Linked DNA regions of Homo sapiens: region 2 is linked to region 1. Evidence: chromatin loops called from intact Hi-C (ENCODE). Cell type or tissue: heart left ventricle. All regions are shown on one strand.

The links. A loop is a pair of places that touch in the nucleus more often than their neighbours do. Peaks named below come from ENCODE experiments on the same cell type or tissue, not always from the same donor. Only the 100,000 strongest peaks of a DNase experiment are listed, where the experiment ranks them.
Region 2: a loop joins it to region 1, with 9 times the contacts of the local background. A loop is called at or near these places in 17 of 110 quality-filtered maps.

The regions. Positions count from the first base shown.
Region 1 is chr10:79,369,916-79,377,915 of GRCh38, reverse strand. No RefSeq gene overlaps it. Among named protein-coding and RNA genes, the nearest start is that of PPIF, 26 kb to the right of the region's middle. RefSeq lists an enhancer at 1,667-2,203 and cis regulatory regions at 2,758-3,542, 3,045-3,545. In heart left ventricle, no CTCF peak of the experiment used is centred here; a DNase peak (open chromatin) is centred at 3,135.
Region 2 is chr10:79,605,301-79,613,300 of GRCh38, reverse strand. SFTPA1 (surfactant protein A1) reads right to left here and starts at 2,362. Exons shown (of 6, transcript NM_005411.5): 1 at 2,319-2,362; 2 at 1,912-1,982; 3 at 1,304-1,498; 4 at 870-989; 5 at 35-112. The coding sequence starts at 1,475. In heart left ventricle, a CTCF peak has its summit at 4,334 (motif pointing right); no DNase peak of the experiment used is centred here.

The sequences.
Region 1 (8,000 bases):
CGCACTCACACACATCTCACACGCGCACTCATACACAACTCACGCACCCACATACATATCTCACATGTGCACCCTCACACATCTCACACATGCACCCTCTTACATCTCACACGTGCACCCACACATCACACACGCACCCTCACATCTCACACACGCATGCACACATCTCACACGCACCCTCACACAACTCACATGCGCACTCACATCTCACATGCGCACCCACACACATCTCACACGTGTACCCTCACACATCTCACATGTGCACTCACTTCTCACACGTGCACTCATATCTCACATGCACACCCACACACCTCACACGCACACCCTCACACATCTCACACATGCATCCTCACACCTCATATGCACACCCACACACCTCACATGTGCACTCACACCTCACATGCACACCCTCACACATCTCATGTGCACACACCTCACACACGCACTCACATCTCCCACATGCACACACACATCTTGCAGTGCACTCACACACATCTCACATGCACACCCTCACACATCTCACGTGCACACACATCTCACACACGCACTCACATCTCACACCTGCACTCACACATCTCACACCCACACACATGTGCACACACATCTCACACATGCACTCACACATCTCACACGTGCACACACATCTCACACATGCACTCACAAATCTCACACACGCACTTACATCTCACACGTACACACACATCTCACACACACATCTCACACAGGCACTCACATCTCACACGTGCACTCACACATGCACACACAATCTCACACCCACACACACATCTCACACACGCACTCACATGCATCTCACACATGCACTCATACACATCTCACACTGTTGACACCCTCACATACACACCCATTTGCACACTCAAGCCTGCACATATTCATACATGCACAGCCCACAAACACACACAGCCACAGACCATCAGGAGTCCCATGGGGGCAGCGGGCCTGGGGCCCCTCTCCAGCTGGAAGGGCACTGCAGTAGGGTGGGGATCCTGCCCAGCAGGGTAACGAATGTCACGTGAATCTGCTCATCTCCTTCCCCACAGGCCCTGAGGCCTTCCCATGGGCTGAGGACCCCAGGTAGGCAGGCAATGTCACACCCAGGCCTTGCACACAGTGAGCAAAAGTCCATTCTCACAGTTGACGCAGTTGAGAGAATCTGCATTTTGTTCGGTGTCATAATGGCATTGGGATCATGTAAAAAATGTTCTGTCTTAAATTTTGGAGAATTTACGGGTGAAATGAGGCAGTGTCTGGGCTTTGCTCTTAAACAATCTGGAATAGGGTCCGGAGGAGAACCTGGGATCTGCTGTACTGCTCTCTCTGATTTGTGTCTGTTTTTGCTCCTGGCCAGGAGGTGAGCTTAAAGGTGAGCCAGGCCGAGGAGATGCCCCAAGGCAGAGTGGGAGCCGGGTCCCTCCACATCTTCACCCCACGCAGCATGCTCCACAGTCCTGACTACCTCCTCTAGAGGGGCTACTTGGGCTTGCTTCACTGCCGACCTCCAGTGCTCACTGTGGCCTGGCACACGGTCAGGTTCAATGTGGAGTAAACGAGCGTGTAAGAGTCGCTGCCAACATCCAGCCAGGAGCTGGTATGGCAGCCATGGTGCTAGTGATTCACACACATCAGTTTTGGTCCTTGTAACAGCCCTGGGAGGTGGGTACTATAAGGATTCCCATTTTACAGATGGGGAAGCCGAGGTTCAGAGAGGTCAAGTGACTTGTCCAAGATCATAGAGGTAGCAAGTAGCAAAGTCCCCCCCCGACCCCTCCCAGAACCTCTCCCCCTCCACTCCCTAACACCAGGGGCATTTCAGGCCCAGGCCTAACCCCTGCCTCCTGCTGCTTCCTGCTGTTATACTGCCCTCCCAGACAGCCAGGCAGCCACCAGCCTTCTCTTAGCCCTCTCTGTCTGTCCTGGGCCTCTCCTCACTGCCCAACCTGGCCTGCCTACCTCCCTGTAGTAGCTGAGTCATGATCCATCTAGGGCCGGCCCCATGGTTGTTGAAGGCCTATGTGGAAGCCAGAACCCAGGGGAGCCCCAGCCCTCCCTCCACCTCCTTCCTTACTAAGTTCTCAGGAGCTCCTGGGGGTGGGGGCAGCTCTGCTCCTGTTCCCACTGTGTCCAGCGTGATCGAGCCAGGCCAGGCCCCTGTGCCGTCTCTCCCTGGACACTTGCTCCTCCTTCCCTTCCATGCCTGGCCCTACAGCCTCCTGGAGCCCTGTACTGAGGCCAGTTACCCTCCCCATGCCCCATCCCAGAAGCACTCAAAGCTGGGAGCTGAGATTCCCCTCTACCATCTTCTCAACAACCCCCATCCTCTCCCTGGTCACTAGCAGGGGCCCCACAACCCTCCACACTCAGCTCCTGCAGATGGTGGGGCAACCCGGGGTCCAAGTCCTGCCTTGTAAGTCCAGGACCATGGTGCCTGCCTGGAACTCCATCTCCCTCTGCACTCTTATCCTGGGCAAGAACTCTGGGGCCAGAGGGGCTGGACCCTGAGTGACAACATCACTACTTATCAGCCGCCATCTTAAGCAAGCCACCTTCCCTCTCTGAGTCTCAGTTTCCTCCCTTGTAAAATGGAGATACTAATACCCTTCTACCTACCCGAGGTCACCGTTGAGATTAGTTGAGATACAATGGCTAAGCCCTTGGCACATGAGGTGTGCTCAGGAATTGTTAACTACTGCTCTGGTCATGGAGGGTTATGGCCACTTCAGCCTGTGCTACCTCTAAATGGGCCCCATGATTCCCTCTGTCTCTGCCTCCACTTGTTAGCCCTTGAGCCATGCTTTCTGGAACCTTCACCCTGACAAGATGACAAAGAGAAGCCCCAGGGAGGGACTTGGGTTTCTTGACTCTCTCTGGCCTGTGGGACATTCATCTCCCCTCCCCAGGCAGCCACAGCCTATTAGTCCAGTTCCAACTGGCCTTCTGCCTCAGTTTCCCCATTGTGCTGAGGCAAAGGACCCTTGCTCAGCATGTAATTGGTCATCCTCTCCCTGGGAACCTGACCACAGCCCCGCACAATGGTGGAGGCTGCTTCAAACTGGGTCTGCCTGCCCCACCCCAACAAACTTGCCAGCTCAGAATTCTCCAGCGTTCCAGCCTCTCGCAGCAATCAGCTGGTTCCCTGCTGCCCTCTGGTGGCCGAAGCTGAAAACTGCAACTTCCAGGTGGCAGGGAACCAGTGCAGGGGACAAAAGGGAATTTTTTTTTTTCTCCCAAGTCCCAGGTAAACCCTGACCTCCCCAGTACAGGGATACCTGGGCCTCATGCACCTGCCAAGTGGCAAGATTGTGTTTTTCGCCCTTGGTTATAAAAACAATGCCTGCACAATGTGAAATGGAAACAAAGACAGTAAGCAGAGTGTGGGCTACTCCCAGTAGCCCAACATCCCCCAGACCAGCACTGTCCAGAGTTTGGCCATATCCTTCCATAGTCTTTTGCTTATAGAAATCTGTGTGTGTGTGTGCGTGTGTGTGTGTGTATGTGTGTGTGTACACGTGTATGTTAATGGATTATACTTGACAGGCTGTTCCATATCCTGCTTCAACTCATCATCATCATCTTTCCCTGTTAACAGAGAGACCTTTCTCATTTGTCTAATAGCTGTATTCCTTTGTTGGTTAACATACTTATCAATTCCCTGTTGAAGGGTCTGAAGCATTCTTGGTTTTACAAGTCAATCTTTTTTCTTTTCTTCTTTATGAGACAGAGTCTCACTCTGTTGCCCAGGCTGGGGTGCACATGTGGCACAATCTTTACCACAGCTCATGGCAGCCTCAACCTCCTGAGCTCAAGCAATCCTACCTCCTCAGCCTCTGGAATAGCTGGGACTACAGGCACACACTACTATGCTGAGCTAATTTCTGTATTTTTTGTAGAGGCAGGGTTTCACTGTGTTGCCCAGGCGAGTCCTGAACTCCTGGAATTAAGTGATCCTCTTGCCTGGGCCTCCCAAAGTGCTGGGATTACAGGCATGAGCCACTGTGCCTGACCAATCTTTTTTCTTAATCACCTTTCTGTTTGGTACAGTGGGAAGATCTGGAGTCAGGAGAGCCAGGGTTTGACTCAGATCTCAGGCCACTGGGTTTAAAATTTTTTTTATTTTTAAATGACTCTTAACGATGCATATTTATGGGACACAGTATGATGTTTTGATACATGCGTACATTGCGTAATGATCAAATCAGGGTGATAAGCTTATTCATCACCTCAAACATTTATCATTTCTTTGTAGTGAGAACACTGAAAACCCTCTCTTCCAGTTATTTTGAAATATGCAATACAATGTCCTTAGCTACAGTCATGCTACTGTGCAAGAAAAGACCAGAACTGATTCCTCCTATCTAACTGTAATTTGGTACCTGTTGGCCAATCTCCCCCATCCCGCCTTCCTTCCCCAGCACATAGTAACCACTATTATACTCTCTACTTCTATGACATCAGCTTTTTAAAGTCCGCAAATGAGTGAGATCATGTGGCATTTGTCTTTCTATTTTTTCTATTTGTCTTCCTATTCTTGTTATCTTTGATCACATCCTTGTGATCTTCCAGGCCTCAGTCCCAATGTATCAAACTCAGGCATTGGGCTCCATCTCGAATCCTTCGCTCTGACAAGCTCCCAAGTCGATTATTCCATGTTGAGTTGATAGAGCCTACAGGCTGCCCTGGGGTCATCAATACAATTTATTAGGCTAGTGCTAGAAAGGGGCATGGGGGACCACACAGCTCTCTTGGGCATGGGGTCCAGTAAGCACTTGCACAATTGTGGGGAGGAACAGTCTGAGATTCTCCTGCTTAGACCTGGGAGGGCCTGGTCGGGGAGACTGAAACTGAGAAGAAGGCTGAGGCCAGACCCGCCTTCCTCCTCTGGCGCTCTCTGAGGGCACCTGGCCTGGCTGCTTTCTCTTGGGAGGGGAATGTGGGTATCCCACCACACTTCAGGCTGGAGTTCTTAGAGCCTGTTCTGGTTCCAAAAACTGTCTGATCCATGAATCACTCTTTGCTCAATTAAACTGTTAAATTTAACTTGTCTAAGGTTATTCCTTTTAATAGATTCAACTTGAAACATAAAGATACAAATAACTTAAAAGTAAAAAAGTGAAGAGTTCCACTTCTTGGAGGCAATGTGAAGAGTTCCATGAGCCCACTTGCCTGTGAAACAAGCAATGTTGGTGAAAACTGCTTTTTAAAAATTAACCTTTAAAGTCTCTGGAAATTGTCCTAAGGATATAGAGCAAATGAAGAAAGTCAGGCTCCCACTCTGCCTTGGGGCATCTCCTCGGCCTGGCTCACCTTTGAGCTCATCTCCCGGCCAGGAGCAAAAGCAGCCCTTGACCATAACAGTAATCATGACTATAAAGATAGTATGTGGGGACGTCACTAAAACTAACTCAATAAGAACAGCAGGTCTATGGCATTTGACACATAACTATTCCCTTTTCCTTCACCTTCAGCTCAGCTTAATGGAATCTTCTCATAAGGTGAGGGTGGCCAAAAAGACAAGGCTCCCTCTCCCCTCACTTCCCAATCAAGTATTTTCACATATTAGTGGGAGAGGCAGACCAATAACATTTTGCCCATCTCTCCCAACTCCAAGTTAAAGAAGCTAAATTCTGGATGAGTGCAGCTGAGAAGTGGGGGGTTTCTTTCTACACCCAGCCCTAACCCATAGAATAGTGGCTCCATCCCAGATTCAGAAGGCCAAAAACACTGGGACCCCAAATCTTGCTCCAGCTCACTCATAGAGCACAGGTTCTATGCTAGGAGAGGAAAGCCAAGAATATCAGAGGCTACCACCCTGCCCAGTCCCCAGAATACTGGCTCATCAGAAAGAGAAACAATCCATAAGAGAAAGATATCCAAATCTCTCCACAAAGGAACTTTTATTTTATTTTATTTTTGAAATAGTGTGTGGAAGCCTAAAGTGCTTTTGAAAACAAAAAATAAATTGGACTTCATCCAAATTTAAAATTTTTGTGCTTCAAGGGACACCATCAAGACAGTGAAGAAACACCCTACATAATGAGAGAATGTATATGAAAATCACATATCTGATAAGGAACTTGTATTTAGAATATATAAAGAGTTCTGGCAACTCAAAAGTACAAACACAAATAGCCCAGTTAAAAAAGTCAAAGGATCTGAACAGACTCATCTCCAAGGAAAATATACAACTGACCAATAAGTACATGAGAAGATGCTCAACCTCATTAATCATCAGAGAAATGCAAGTCAGAAATAAATGAAGTAGCACTTCACACTCACTAGGATGGCAAGAATAAAAAAAGATAATATCAAGTGTTGATGAGGATGTGGAGAAACTGGAACCCTCATACATTGTTGGTGGAAATGTAAAGTGTCACAGCCATTTTGGAAAACAGTTTGGCAATTCCTAAAAAAGTTAAACCTAATCATTTGATTCAGCAATATATACATAATACGTAAGGTGGTATAATACTATTTGCAGTTAGTCTTTGATAAGTTAAACAATATATAGTAAATCCTAGGGAAACCACTAAAAATATAGACTGAATAATTAGGCTGAGCATGGTGGCTCACATTTGTAATTCCAACACTTTGAGAGGCTAAGGCAAGAGGATTTCTTCAGGCTAGAAGTTCAAGATGGCAGTGAACTATGATTGTGCTACTGCCTGGGTTACAGAGTGAGACCCCAGCTCTTAAATATATATTTATATATATAACATATATTTATATATATAAATATATATTATATATATGTATATATAGCTGTGACATTTTACATTTCCACCAACAATGTATGAGGGTTCGTTTCTCCACATCCTCATCAACACTTGTCATTTTATACATATATATAAACAAATAGCCAATAATGGTGATAAAAATGAAATCAATTTGGAGAAAAACCTCAATCCAAAAAAAGGCAAGCAGAGAACAAAAGGCAGATGGGACAAACAAAATAAATAGCAAGATGGTTGGTTTAAATTTAACTATATTGAGAATTACATTAAATATAAGTGATAAACATTTAATTGAATGGCAGAGATTGTCAGATTTGATAAGAAAGCAATGCTCAATGCACCATTATCAGTCCATTGTCTCTTAGTTCTAAGTCCTCCCTACATTGTCCTGTTTGTAATACTGTAACTGTTCTCCCTTGCCATCTGGAATTATATGAAGCTTTATCAGTACAGGGCACTGGAGAAATACTTTAGTCTTTTTTTTTTTTAAATAGTATGTATTGATCATTCTTGGGTGTTTCTCGGAGAGGGGGATGTGGCAGGGTCATAGTACTTTAGTCTTCAGTATTCTCTTTTTCCTTTAGTTGGTAAACTCCTGTTATAATTAATAATTTTTTTTACATATTCCCTGTTAAAACTACTGTGTTGTTTCTGTCTCCTGTTTGGACTCTGACTATATGGAATTGATACCAGAAGTGGTCCCAGAAGATAACCCCACCAAGATAAGATTTGGAGATGCATTTTGCTGTGCTTTTGGACTCCAACATGTCTACCAGTGGGAAATGGTATGTTAGTAATCCATGGCATGCAGTGACATCACAATTAATTATGCTGTCACCTGTAATTAAGTGACAAGAGAAGCATGTGCCTTGGGAGACCAGGTGACAGCAGCACTTGACCATTACAGTAGTAATCATGACCATAAAGACTGGGATGTGGGGAAAATTCTTTTGAGGACGCTTGATTGCTTACCAAAAGAAAATTTAGAACTTGTGTTCTTTAATTCTTGGCATAAACCAGAGAACCAGAAAGTTTCTGGTTATATTACAGCCTGAGAACCAGAAAGCTTCCATGATAACTCTAAAAGATTATCTTATTTCTTGTAGGCACTAGGCTAATAGCACTTAAAATCAAACAAAAATTTTACCACATAGGTTGCTAAATTACAACATCATTTCAATTCACAGTTTCACCAAGTTTTTCACAAAGTTTTTCATGTGAAAGGGCATTGATGAAAAACAATGAGATCCCAGG
Region 2 (8,000 bases), 240 kb before region 1:
CTCCTACCCCGTGAGGCCCAGGGGGTCCCCTTACCTCCCCTTGTCTGCAGGATTTGATGTCTAAAGTCGTGGAGTGTGGCTTGGAGCTCCTCATCTAGATGAGCTGGAAGCCCTGTGGAGAGTGCCCCACACAGAAGGAGGGGCAGGCCAGTGAAGACTCCCACTTGCTGCCACGCAGGTGTTTTGCCATCTGCAATCCTGGAACTCTGCCCTTTCATTGCTGTTAGGCGCCACCCAGACCCTAGGCTCAGAGGGTCCACAAGATTCCAGTGTGTCTCCACACCCCGTGGTCCCCTATTCTTTAGTGAAGCCTTGCCCCTGCTGAGACCCCCACCCCTTGTCCTCTTTCCTGCTCTGTCCCTCGAGGGGTTCTGTCTGCCCGCCTCTGTGGGGCAAGTCCCTCTCCCGCACCCTCCACCAAGGGCAAGCATGATGCTCTCTGCACTGCCCTGATGGACTTGCTTACCGCTCTGAGCTTCAAAGTTCCCCTCTGTCTGTGGGGCTCCTGATCACACCGTCTGTCTGGATGCCTCGTCCGCATTCACCCTTCAGACAGCCCCCAGGGCCTCCATCCCAGGACATGCCTCCCCTGCCTCCCAGTGCTGTCCCTCATCCCACACCTGACTCAGTGTGTCCCCATCGGTGGTCATGAGGCACGGAGGACTTCCCACACCTGCCTTTCCCTGAATTGTGACCACACTCCCCAGACACCTCAGCTTTCTCCCTCAAGCTTATCCTCTCTTACTTAGGTTGAGCCAAATGCCCTTGGGGAACCTGTAGGGTTTGTCTGATCCCCATCATCCCCGTGTAACTGACTTCAGGGTCGCTGTGCCCATGTTTCCACTGCCCACCTGCCCCACCCTGCTCACCTGGAGGGCCCCTCTCGCCAGGCTCCCCCTTCTCTCCACACTCTCCAGGGATACCAGGGGCTCCAGGCAGCCCATCATTTCCAGGAGGACATGGCATTTCTCCAGGTGGACCCATGGGGCCTGCAGAGAAAAGAGACATGGATGTGTAGGATCTGTCACCCACAACTGGTTGGAGCTAGTGAGACTCGATGCCCATTATCACCAGGGCTGGCTCAGCTATCACTCTATCACTCCGTGGGCACTATGAGGACAGACTCTCCAGGATGCGCCATCATAAGGGCCCCAGGAACCCACCAGCCCTGCAGACTGAAGTCCCACCCAGCTTACTATAGCCCCCAGCTCACTATGGCCCACAGCCTAGGGGCCTGGACAGATGGGCCTCCTGAAAAGGGGTCTGTGTCCCTCAGCTGAGGGTGGGGTCTGCAGCACAGTACCTGGAGGGCCAGGGTCTCCTTTGAGACCATCTCTCCCGTCCCTGCCTGGCAGGCCGTGGGATCCAGGAGTGCCGGGGATACCAGGGCTTCCAACACAAACGTCCTTCACTTCGCACACAGCACCAGAGGCTGCCATCAAGATGAGGTTGAGGGCCAGAGGGCACAGCCACATGGCTCTGGGTCCAGTCGCTGCTCCTGCAGGAGGGATGGCCGTGAGCCCATCTGCCACCTCTGCCAACATCTCCCCCACTGTGCTCTGTCAGGACTCAGGAAGCTGGGCAGAGCCCGAGAGGCAGGGCGGGCGAGACCAGAGTGCTGGGAAGACCCGAAGCTCCCGGGAAAATTCCCAGCATCACCTGGCACCTGGCATGGCCTCATGCTTCAGGCCTCCGGCTGGAGGTTGTGGGGTCTCCAGGCTGCTGAGGAGGAGGAAGAGTAAGGAGCTCTGGGGAGCCCGGGGACCTGGGCTCCAGTGCAGTCTCCTTTCTTTCAGTGCCTCACTATGTTACCCTGGGAAACTGGCTTCACCTCTCTGACTTCAGCTGAATCTTCCGTGCTCTGCAGAAAACCTGCCCTGTCCCTCCCAGGCTATTAGTCAGGTCACTCACTCACTGACTCACACCATCTGTCCTCATCCCTGCTGTGTTACTTTCTTTTCAGGCTCCAAGAAATCAGCGACCTGAGAATGAAAAAAGATGAACGGGGCCCGCAGCCTGGCCCCCCTCAAGGTGGTCAGTCATGGAGTCCCCTTTCTTTTTGGGGTCTGTTCTCTCACTGCCCCTCCTGTAGGCCCTGCTGAACCCTGTAGGGATGGATCTGGCCAAAGAAAATAACAAACATGAGGATCTTTGCAGGTCACCTATGTTGACTGTGCTGTGAAACACCTCCCAGTGGAAAATGGGGAGTTGCCCTCCTTCCCAGCCTGGGCTTTGGTCAGGCCTGTGGCTGCTGGGCTGGTCCTCTCTGCCTGCGATCCTCAAGCTGGAGAACACCTAGGGGATGGGGCTAAACTCACCCACACACAGAGCCTCCAGCTGCTTGGGTCTCTGCCTCCAAGTCAGAGGGTAAGGTAGACGCAGCATTTATAGATGTGGGGGCTGCCAGGCTTCCTCCTCACCCCTGAGAGCCCTACCACAAAACCTGTGCTCCAGGCAGGAAATGGGCATAGTGTTTACACAGCATGTTTCCCCAAGAGCACTCAGGCTGGAGGATCTCAAAGGACCCTTGAGGGGAGCACAGAACCTGCGAAAGAGGAACTCCAGGTCTGTAAGAAGAGAAATCCCCCCCTTGGCTGAGGTCACCCACCCTGCCCCTAGCAAGCTCCTTAGCAGTGAAAGCCGAGAGCCCTTACACAGGCACTAAGGAAGCCCCACTGGGTTCCTGGTTTAGATTCAGACAATGAAGAACTCACTGCTCCAGCTGAGATTGGTCAGGTTGATCCAGGCCAACTTGTCTGTCCTGCGACCTGGCTCAGCCATGAGCCCCAGGCCCCCCCACCAGCCTGTGTCCCTGGAGCCTGCAGCTGAGTTGGTGGGCACATGGGCAGAGTGGCAGGCAAATATGCTGCACGTTCCACTTCCCTCTGCCCTAGCAGGTTCAGCTGGAGGAGTCAGGGCAGCACCTGGAAGGTCACGGGAGAGCTGCAGTTTCTGTCTTTGGTAGAACATCACTTTGGGTGATGTCTGGCAACCTGCAATGGTGATTATGCTAAGTGTCCCAGTGATATATGAAGCCCTAGTTGTTGAGGTCCTGGTTTGAGCATCTGGATTAGGAGGGAATCTCCAACTGTGGAGGTGGTAATGATGGGAACCAAGACAGGAAAATCTCCCCTGGCTTATTTGGAATTGGTTTGAAAAATCCCAAACCATTGAGGAGTCTGGAGCTCTTCCAGGGAGCGGAAGCTCAGCCAATGGACCCCACTCCCAGAAGCAGGAAGCTGGGCAGTGCCAATTTGTAGCATGGAGTCTTTCAGCTGCCCCAGTGCTGTCTGCCACACCATGTGGTGGGTGCTGGGCCAGGTGTGGAATGGGGGAGTCAGGCCAGTGCAGGGTGGGGGCAGGTGGGGCGCAGCTCCAGCAACTTGGCTGTGGGGAGGCAGGGCTGTTTTGCAGGTGATGAGCAGGAACAGAGGCCAACTCAGATGTGCAGGGCCTTGTGGTTGGCAGGGCAGGGCGTGACTTTAGGGGAAAGGCACACCTGAGTTTTCACCCAGAGCTGTCACTTATTACCCATGTGGACTCAGTCAGGTTATGTAACATTTTGAGGCTCAGTTTCCTTTTTGTTTTTATTATCTTGAAACATCAAATTTACAGAAGAATTGCAGGCACGGTACAAATATGTTTCCCTGAACCTATGAAAGTAGGTTGTCAGCATGAAACCCCAACACCCCAATACTTTAATGTGTTTTTCATGCAAAGGCATTTTCGCATTATAACCATAATCAAGAAATTAACATGGATATAATAACTCCAAATAGCCTTCAGGCCCTATGCAAAATGTACCCAATGCCCCAATAGTGTCCTTTATAGCAAAGGATCCATTTCTGAGCCATGTGCCGTATTCGGTTGTCACGCTTCTCCAGGGTCCTGAAACCCACAAAGGCCCTCTGTCTTCCCTTCACCTTCATGACCTGAACACAGTGTGAAGATCACAGGAGAGTTACTGTGTAGAATGCCCCTCACTTTTTTTTTTTTTTTTTTAATGTATTGGCTCATGATTAGATTCAGGTTCTGTAACTTCAGCAGAAATGCGATAGACATCCTGCTGCGCTCTTCTCCCATTCTACCGGGCGGCATGTGACTTTAGTTTGCCCCAAGATTGATGATGTTCTTGTTGATCATTGAATTAAGGTGGTGGGTGTCACGCTTCACTACCATAAATACATTCTTTTTCTGGTTTTAATCAGTGACTATGTTATGAGGACGCACTTTGGGGCTATTGTAAAGATCCCATTCCTCATCACACTGTCTCTGTTGCCCATTGATTGATTTGTAGCAATGTGGACTCGTTCGTGAGGCCTACCACTGACCACCAGGGGGTGCCGAGCACCCACCTGCGGGCTGCAGGGGGCACTACGTGTGTTTGATGTTGAAACAGTTACAGTTTGCCAGCACATGGCACCAGTGAATCTAAAGAATGTCGTTAAGAAGATGGTTCTCCCAACACAAATTTGTCACTCTTAGCTCTAAGAATTGCTGTAGTTCCTGCTGAGTTCCGAGTGCCCACACCAGGCCACTCAGCTGTGTCCACAGCCTCCTCCCCCTGCTTAGGCTCCACTGCCCCCGCCGGTCCAGTCCGCTCTCCTTCAGTATCTTTCTCGTTCTCCTCGGGGCCTCACCCTCCACGTTGGGCTTCTTCCCTCTGCAGGGATATCCTCTTCACACTGCCAGTCCTTGGGCGCCCATGCCAAGCCACCTCAGAGTCCACAGTCTTGCTTTCTCTCTCCATCACACCCTGAGTTTTCACTAAAGAAGGAAGGGAATGAGGCATGCCTCTATTCTCTGTCTTTCAGAATAGGCAACCATCTCTCTTCACCACTCCCAGCTTATACCCCTCTGGAGTGTATCCAGAACCAATGGGACTGCTTTGATCCTCTTAATCTGGAAGAAAAATGCCTCATAGCCCTCTGCACAAAGGTTTGGCCAAATTATGAAGGACCGGGTGGACCTCAGGAATGAACCTTTCATTTCGATAGTATCCGGTGATCAGGCCTTTTCTGTATACATGAAGACAAATGGTCTGAGGTCCCATATGTGCAGGTTTTCTATACCTTGCAAGGCAATCCAGACCTTTGCTGACAGTGTAGGATTGATACAGCCCTCCTGCTTGCCATCTCAGGGAGGACTGCAAGGGGCAAGCCTAGGAAACTAAAGATATGAATCCCAGAGGCACCCCAAGCAGAGAAGCCAGCCCCCTCCAGCTCTTCCCCTCTGGGTCTACCTCGACCTCCCTATTCAGCTTCAGCCTCTCACTTGCCCCCTCCTAAAAATCCTCACCCTAGACAAGCCCCAACCTCACTCTTGCCCCTTCAACCAATGCCTGGTGAATTTGGGCCCAGTAAGGTCCAGTTCCCCTCCTCCCTACAGGACTTAAAGTGAATTAAGGGGGATCTTGGGAACTTTTCAGATGACCCCGACAGATATATAGAGGCTTTCCAGAATTTCACCCAAATATTTGATCTCTCCTGGAGAGACATTATGTTGCTTTTGAACCAGACCTTGACAGACACTGAGAAGCAGGCTGCTCTGCAAGCAGCAGAGAGATTTGGGGATGAGCTTAGTATCACATATAGTGTCAGGGAAGGGGGCAAACATTATCCAACTGGGAGAGAAGCAGTATCAATGGATTACCCTAAATAGGATTCCAATGACAAGATGGAAGCCTGGAAGAGGAGGCACTTTCAGGTGTGCATAATGGAGGGCTTATGTAAGACCAGGACCAAGCCTCTCAATTATACTAAATCATCCATGATTGACCAGGGATTTGATGAAAATCCCACTGCCTTCCTGGAAAGGCCAAGGGAGGCCTTAGTAAAGCACACCTGTCTATCCCCTGATTCAGCTGAGGGACAACCAATCCTAAAGCATAAATTTACTACTCAGGCAGCCCCTGATATCAGGAGGAAGCTACAAAACAGGCTCTGGGACAAGAGAGTACTTTAGAGAACCTTCTGAAAGTACCCACCTTGGTTTTTTATAATAGAGATAGGTAGGCACAAGAGAGAGAGGAAATACAGGAAAGAGACAGAGACTTTAATGGCCAGCAGACAAGCCCACAAACCCCAGAATTCCCAGGGTGCACCTGTCAATTGCTACAGATGTGGCAAATCAGGGCATTTCAAGAATTTCTCAGACAGCATGAGGAAGCTACCTCAACCCTGTCCAATCTGCAGTGGGGACCACTGGAGGGTGGACTGTTCCTGGGCATGCTGGTCACCAGGTCCAGAGCCAGTCTTCCAAATGGTCCAGCAGCAGGACTGACAGGTCCCAGGGCTCCTCTCCTGGCTCCTGTAGTCCAGACCACCATTATCATCAAGGTGCCCTGGGTAATCATGGAAATCGAAGAGAGGAAAGTGGACCTCCTTTTGGACACTGGGACTGGTCTCTCAGTTCTCCTCTTGAATCCAGGCCCCCTCTCCTCTCTTAGCATGACTGTGAGGGACATCTCAGGAAGGTCTTTAACCCGATATTTTTTCCAACCCCTTAGCTGTACCTGGGGTTGTTCACCAAAGCTTTTCTAATTATGCCTGAAAGCCCAACTCCTCTGTTGGGTAGGGATATTCCGGCCCATGTGGGGACCATCATTCTGATGGCCCCTAGGGAAACTCTTTGTCTCATCCTAGTAGAGACCAATATTAACCCAGAAGTTTGGGCAACTCTAGGGAAGATTGTCAGAGCCACAACTACCATACCAGTCTGGGTCCATCTTAAGGATCCCACCTCCTTTCCTAACCAGAAACAATATCCCCTGAAACTAGAGGTTAGGAAAGGACTAGAAGCCATCATTGATAACTTGAAGATGGAGGGCCCACTCAAACCCTGCAATAGCCCTTGTAATACCCCAATATTGGGGGTACAAAAACCCAACTAGAAATGGAGGCTAGTTCAGAACCACCTCCTTGTTAATGAGGCTGTGGTTCCAATACATTCAATGATTCCCAATCCGTATACCCTGCTAGCTCAAATACCTGAGGGAACTAAATGGTTCCTGGACCTAAAGGATGCCTTCTTCTGCATACCATTATACCACAACTCCCAGTATTTGTTTGAATTTGAGGATCCCTCTAACCAAACCACCCTGTTAACCTGGACAATGTTACCTCAGGGATTCCAAGACAGCTCCCACTTGTTTGGGCAGGCATTATGGAGAGATCTCTCCAAGTTCCTTTATCCTCAGGTCAAAGTTTTGCAATACATGGAGGACCTTCTCTTTTGCACTCCAACTGAGGAAATCTCTCAGAAGGGCAGTAAGGCTCCTCTTAATTTTCTTGCTAACAGAGGATATAATGTTTCAAAATCTGAAGCTCAGCTCTGTCAGACTTCAGTGAAGCACCTAAGCCTGGTCTTGTCAGAGGGGACCAGGGCATTGGGCGAAGAAAGGATTAAACCTATCTCCTCCTTTCTCCTCCCCAAACACTCAAGCAACCGAGGGGATTCTTACGCACAGGAAGTGGCAGTAATACATTGTAAAGGCCACCAAAGAGGGATGGATGAAATAGCTGAGGGAAACGGGCTGGCAGACTGAGCAGCTAGGGGCTGAGCCGCTTCCTGTGGGAGGAAAACTGAGCAAAATAGTCTATTAATTTCCTGATGGCATTTAATGGGATACCCATTAGCTGTGAGGAAGTTCCTGTCTTTCCAGATAGTGGCATGGGTGTGGAGAACTAGGAAAGCATACTTAGAATCAGTATAAATGTTAACTGTTTTTCCTTTGCCTAATTCAAGTGCTCTCATGAGGGTAATTAGTTTGGCCAGTTGAGCACTTGTGCCTGAGGAGAGAGGTGTGCTCTCAACAATATCATTCAGAGTAACTATTTCACACCCTGCTTTATGAGCAGCTAGCTAGACTGAGCAGCTAGCAGCAGCAAGGGGGCCCCAGGTCTCTGACCCACTTGAAGCCTTACTGATCTTGGAGGGCCCCCATCAGAGAAATAAAACCTCAATACTCTCCTATGGAAATAGAATGGGACACCTCTTAG